Regions from separate parts of the Mus musculus genome. Here region 1 is linked to region 2. A link is a contact called in ENCODE Hi-C or POLR2A ChIA-PET data. All regions are on one chromosome and are shown on one strand. Each heading gives the region's core, a stretch centred on a gene start or an enhancer-like site at or near the end of the contact. The rest is flanking DNA. Distances are from core to core; before and after follow the strand shown.

Region 1 (2,700 bases), core at 90-2,589, 46 kb before region 2:
TGAGTTTTGATTGTTAGGAAGCAAGCCAACAAATGCTAAGTCACTGTCCTACGACCATCCCTAGTTTTCACCCTGAATCTGTCCTGCCCAGAACTGACCATAGTCTGCACAGATAAGTTCATCTGTCCACTTGGAACTTCCATTGCTTTCCTTTCACACACAAAATAAATCCACATTTTTACCATGGGGTCAGAACCTCAGAGTCACACACAATGTCATCTTGAGCCCTTTTTTCTTTCCTTGTTCCTGGTGAACATGCTGGTCTTGCTAAGCATCAAATATCCTAAGCCAAATTCTTTGTGGGGAGCTCTTCCTGGGACAGTAAAATCTCCCAAACACCCTGCCCCTTCTCACTCTGAAACCCCTAACTCAGCATTCCTGTCCTTTCATTCACTCCTAATGAATATTTTCTGTTTGATGGACCACCTTCCCTAGTCACACAAAAACTGCAGTGCAGGAGTCACTCTGTTTCAACACTCTCTGCTCTATGCCTTAACCTATATGTGTGTGCCCTAAGTGAGAGAATGACATCTTTAAAGCCCAGGACAGAGCCACTGACATTGTATCCTAAAGGGTGGCCAGCAATCCCAGAAGTGTCAATCTCAAATCATATTTTTTTAATTGAATTTGTTTCACTTTTCTCCCAATAAGAAAGTTCCTCCATGAATACTTACTACATATCCAAAGGCAACTAGACATCTTCAGGGAAAGATTCTGGTACATTACTCGATACTCACAGGCCCCAGCAAAATACAGTCACCAGAAGTAAATCCAAGCTTCTCTATATACTATCCCGTGCTCCCAGAGACACTTGTTTACTCTGCAGAGACTTCCAGGGCCATCGTCCTTCCCCCCCCCCGCACCCCCCTCCGGTAATCCTGCTACCCAAACCCTCACTGCACTCAAGGTCTATCATGCCTCTCCAGTCCAGCTCCAACAGAGGCTGTAGCATTTTTGAGAGCTTGGTACTGACTGTCTTTCAAGACCTTTCTCTGTCGTTAGGCGCTATTACGACGTTCCTGGATGTTCTCTGGCTTTGCTTGCAGATCCTAGAGTCTAGTAACCTTGATAACAGCATCCTGGACCTTTTTTCACTGCTGGTCTCCACAAGACTAGACCACTTGTCTGCCCAGCGATAGGCTAGTGCACCGCAGAGCCTTCTGGGAATTGTAGTTTCGGCCACAAAGTGACTAGGCGCAGGCGCGCTTTATCGCTTTTTGCTCCTGGTCTCCCTCTGAGAAAAGGAGTCCAAAAATCTAAGCGCTGCAGCAGAGAGATTTGTGGGAATTAGGCTTCCCGGCTCCTGGACAAACGCGCAGGCGCGGCTCCGCGTCAAGCAGCAGGCTCCAGCTCATTGTGTCCTGACTACTCTGTCGAGGCTATGCTCTGCAGTGGACAAGCTTCTAAGGGAAGCCCCACGGTGATCTGCAGTGTCCAGAGACTGAAGGTCAGGTCTGGGAGTTGAGAACAGAGGGTACGTAGACTAAGGGTGGGTTGTGGTCCGTTTTGAAAGGCGTGGATCCCACGTCCTTAACTTTGAAGCGCATGTACTGAGATTTGATTCCACACATGGAAGGGACCAGCAGAACTGTTTTGTAGTCGAGCTAAGGGATCCGAACCTGATTGCACGTTGAGAAGGGTTGGTCAGGACCTCTAGCTCATCTTGCTGCAAACTCACAAATACAGTTGCATACAGCTGCTGGTTATATTCCCGGCGTGGCTCCAAGTTCTCTCTGAGGAACTTGAGAAAGGGACACCTTCACTGCAGCCCCTGCACTTGACGAAACTGTGGAGGGTGACTTATGTGAATGATTTCTTCTCCCGGAAACCCGCTCCCTACACTGTCCCATCCGAAACACGAAACAGCCCCCCCCCCACACACACACACACAGAGAGAGAGAGAGAGAGAGAGAGAGAGAGAGAGAGAGAGAGAGAGAGAGAGATCTGGCCGGTTTAACTCCCCTTCCCTTTCAGGAAAAAGTCACCTCTTTGCCTCCTCCTTCCCTCTAGTTGGGATAGAGCTGTCCCAGGAGGAAAGGCTGTCTTAAGACGCCAAAGCATAGCTGCAGGGGAAGGGACAGAGAATGGGTAGAGTTTGAGGACTGGGCCGGGCAAGCTTTCTGCAGGGGAAAGCCAAAGCCACACAAACGGGAAGGCATGCAGGATCTGACTAAAGGAAAGATGCGAAGGAGAGCTGGCATGGGGAGAAGTCACTTTACAGATTGGGTGAGGACAGCTACCTTCAGAGGGAGTATGCACTGGGAGCAAAAGAACAAAGTGAGCCAGGATGTGAATGGTGAGGCGCATCCCTGTGACCTTTGACCCGGCCCTCTCATTACAGGAGTGCAGATGCTTCTAGCCAGAGAACCCCAGCAATTGTAAAGCTCCTCCCCTGCCTCCTTCCTACTCAATGCTCCTCAGCTCACCAGAGAAAAGGAATGGCTGTCAGCCAGCTCCCGGCCCTGGTCCAGGTGAGTCATCACTGTCCAGTGTTGTCCCCCTGTATCCCCAGTTGTGTCCTTGACTTCATTCATTGCTCTAACCAGAAGCTTCCTTTCCAGCCACCCCCAAAGACCCCAGCTGCTCCCTCCCACCACACATCTCCTCCTAGTGAGCTTTAGAGCTTTCTGTAAGGCATGAAAGTGGCACATCTGGGCAGGATTCTAGGTTAGTATAAAATGAAAACCTTTCTACTTCTGT
Region 2 (2,700 bases), core at 18-2,517:
AAGCAGAGGGGTAGGAAGAGCCAGCCCAACAGTCACAAACTGACAGAGACAAACCTGTCACAACCAGTCTTGTTTGAGCCAGAGATGTACTTTAGCAGATTAACGATTTGGGGGATGTAATGATTTAGGAAATGTATTTCTGTAATTCACTACATTAACAGATTAAAGGCAAAAAACATGATTATCTAAATGGATGCTGAAAAAGCAATTTGGTAATATCTACTTCATTCATGATTTAAAAGTTTAGCCATCTGGAGATCTTCTTTAGCTTGACAAAACTATTAACTAAAAGCCTACAGAAAGCACCTTACCTAGTGTGGAATCACTATAGTCCTTAAACTAAAGTGGTATGTTTTAGCATGTGTATTGAATGCTTTGTCTGTGCGTGGTTTGGTGGTTTGTTTGTTTATTTATTTTTTGGAGGGGGTAGTTCCATTCCTTCTGGTATATTTTGACAGGAATAGAAGCAGGATAGAATCTTACAGAGTTCGGTGACTTTCAGACCTTTGCAGAGCCTTCTGACGATGAAATTCTCCCACATTTGTACAGCAGAAGCCCTTCAAGTTGGTTCCCGGGACACTGTGATATGACCTTTAGTTGGCTGTCTTCCTTCCAGGCACCAGGGTCTATCTTGTGAGCTTCCTCACCCCTCCCATACCTCAAGGCGTTCCTTGTGTTAATTGCTACCTAGAGAACATAATTTGTATCTTGTTGAGACCGAATAATCATTCTTCAGAACTTTTACAGTGGACAAAGACAGGAAAAAATTTTTGTAAAAAACAGACATTTCCAACTTAAGTAATGAATAAATTATTTCTACCTGTTTGCTTCCCCTGAAAATCTGAGTTGTCCATGACAGTAATGACTAATATGGCAGTTTTTTGCTTAATACAAAGTATGAGCCAGCAATGAAAAATTGTGTATGTTATGTATCTTTTGTAGCCTAGAAAAAGCATAATTTTCTATTAAAAAATGAAAGAGGACAGTCCTTTCGCTATCTGAAACTAAGCAGTCAGAGCCTTATTCTTCAACATTTTAATGCACACTCACTTTTTCCTCTTTAGTAGTATTACCATTGTAATTATGAATGAAGCCTGCACAGAAACCTGAAAGCTGGTGGCAACTGAAAAGTTGATTCTCAGTCTTTAGGCGCCTGTGTCCCACTCTGCACCATACAGGGTGGGTAGGAGTGTCACAGTGCCTTCTGGGAAATGTAGTCCACAGTGGAAACCAGGTGGCTCGCGCGCACGCGCAGTTGAGCCTAGTCTTACCCGCTCTGGGCATTGAGCTTTCTGGGTTTTCTGGCAGAGCTGGAACGGCCGGGAACCTGCGGGCCAGGGCTGAGAGCCTGGCGGAAGCACGCAGAGGCCTCAGCTGCTGGTGAGGGCCTCGGGCCCTGACTCCAGGTTCTGCTGCCCGAACAGCGGTCAAAGAAGCCTCCGGCTTCAGGTTAGCTAGTCAAGTCGGCCTTGAGCAGATCGCCTGTAGGCTTTCAATCCTGGAGGTGAAACTTAGTTTCTGTCAGTCTTCGGTGCTGGACAGTATCTTAACTGAATTCCACAGTCCATTTTTTCCACTTGTGCCTTTGCTCTAAGGTTTTACTGTTGGAAAGGAGCAGAACGATGCTGGGCACGGAGCCCAGAACGTGTTAATATCATTCCCTCTACAGGAGCTGTCCTCCACCCCCTTTTTCTCTAAAATGTAAATTGAGTTCTGGCTAGTGCTGCTAGTTCTAGCTTGGGTGTGTGTGTGTCTGTTCTTGTTAATTTAAGTGACTTTGGTAATACTTTGGACCAGAGGCGAAGGCCCATGAGGAAGAGTGGACTAACTTCTAGTTGGTGGAGTCTGCAAAGGGCATGCATTCTGCAGGTGTGTCTTTCACTTGCAATGTCCAAGTGCAGATATGTGGAATATTTGTGCTTTTTCCTTACCTCCGGGAGTTGCACACAACGGTGCCCTTTACCTTGTTAATAATGAATTTGATAGCTGCGACTGTTTAGTTCAGTTCATCTTTATTCATAACCTCAAGTGAAAAGGTCATAGGCCCGTTGACAGTGTGCTTATACTTGGTACTCCTGCCCAGGTTCCCTGTCGCTTGGGTTCCCTGTCGCTTGGGGAGGTTGGGTTGTGCAGCTACCCAGCAGGTGTTTTCTAGCCTGGTGTGGCCCAGTGAGGGCTGGAGGGCAGCCAGGATGAGTAGACCTCAGAGTTTCTTTCTCTGCCTCAAGGGTCTTCTCAGGAGGAGCTACAGAGGGAGAAAATGACCACGAGGTTGCTGCCAGCCCAGGTTCAGGTGAGTAAAGGCCACTTCTGTTTTTGAGCTGCCTTTGGGCTGCAGCGGGACGGGGGCGGGATTTATTTTATTCTTTCTTGAGCTTCTCTGGGCTTCCTTATACAGGCAGAGGAGATGGAATCAGGCCAAAGGCTGTCAGTACAGCTTTTTAAAATATCTTTTTCCACTTATACCTTTTGACTAGTGGAAAGCTTAACCCCTCCCTCCCAATATGTTAACCTACTTGAGGTCTTATGACTGATTGTAGGACTGGTCTCATTATCACTTGTCTCATCAATGCTCATCAGCCTCATTCCCCATGTTGCCATAAAGCTAAGCTTAAACAATAGAGCTTTGTCCCTATACCAGCCCCTACCTTCACACCCAGATCTAACTTCCTCCTCATCTCTAGAAGTGATTCTGGGCTA

Evidence for each region. A loop is a pair of places that touch in the nucleus more often than their neighbours do. ChIA-PET counts read pairs that join two places held with the same protein, here RNA polymerase II (POLR2A).
Region 1: a loop to region 2 is called in a map of heart, with 8 times the contacts of the local background. The contact joins the promoter of Zfp454 here to the promoter of Zfp879 in region 2. A Hi-C loop is called at or near these places in 6 of 37 maps with a recorded cell type or tissue (gastrocnemius, heart and left cerebral cortex). POLR2A ChIA-PET finds 5 or more read pairs at or near these places in 3 of 5 experiments (Patski and embryonic stem cell).

What each region holds. Positions count from the first base shown.
Region 1 is chr11:50,886,140-50,888,839 of GRCm38, reverse strand. Zfp454 (zinc finger protein 454) reads left to right here and starts at 1,339. Exons shown (of 6, transcript NM_172794.3): 1 at 1,339-1,474; 2 at 2,342-2,471. The coding sequence starts at 2,439.
Region 2 is chr11:50,840,119-50,842,818 of GRCm38, reverse strand. It overlaps Zfp879 (zinc finger protein 879), which reads left to right and starts at 1,267. Exons shown (of 5, transcript NM_173387.3): 1 at 1,267-1,449; 2 at 2,229-2,293. The coding sequence starts at 2,261.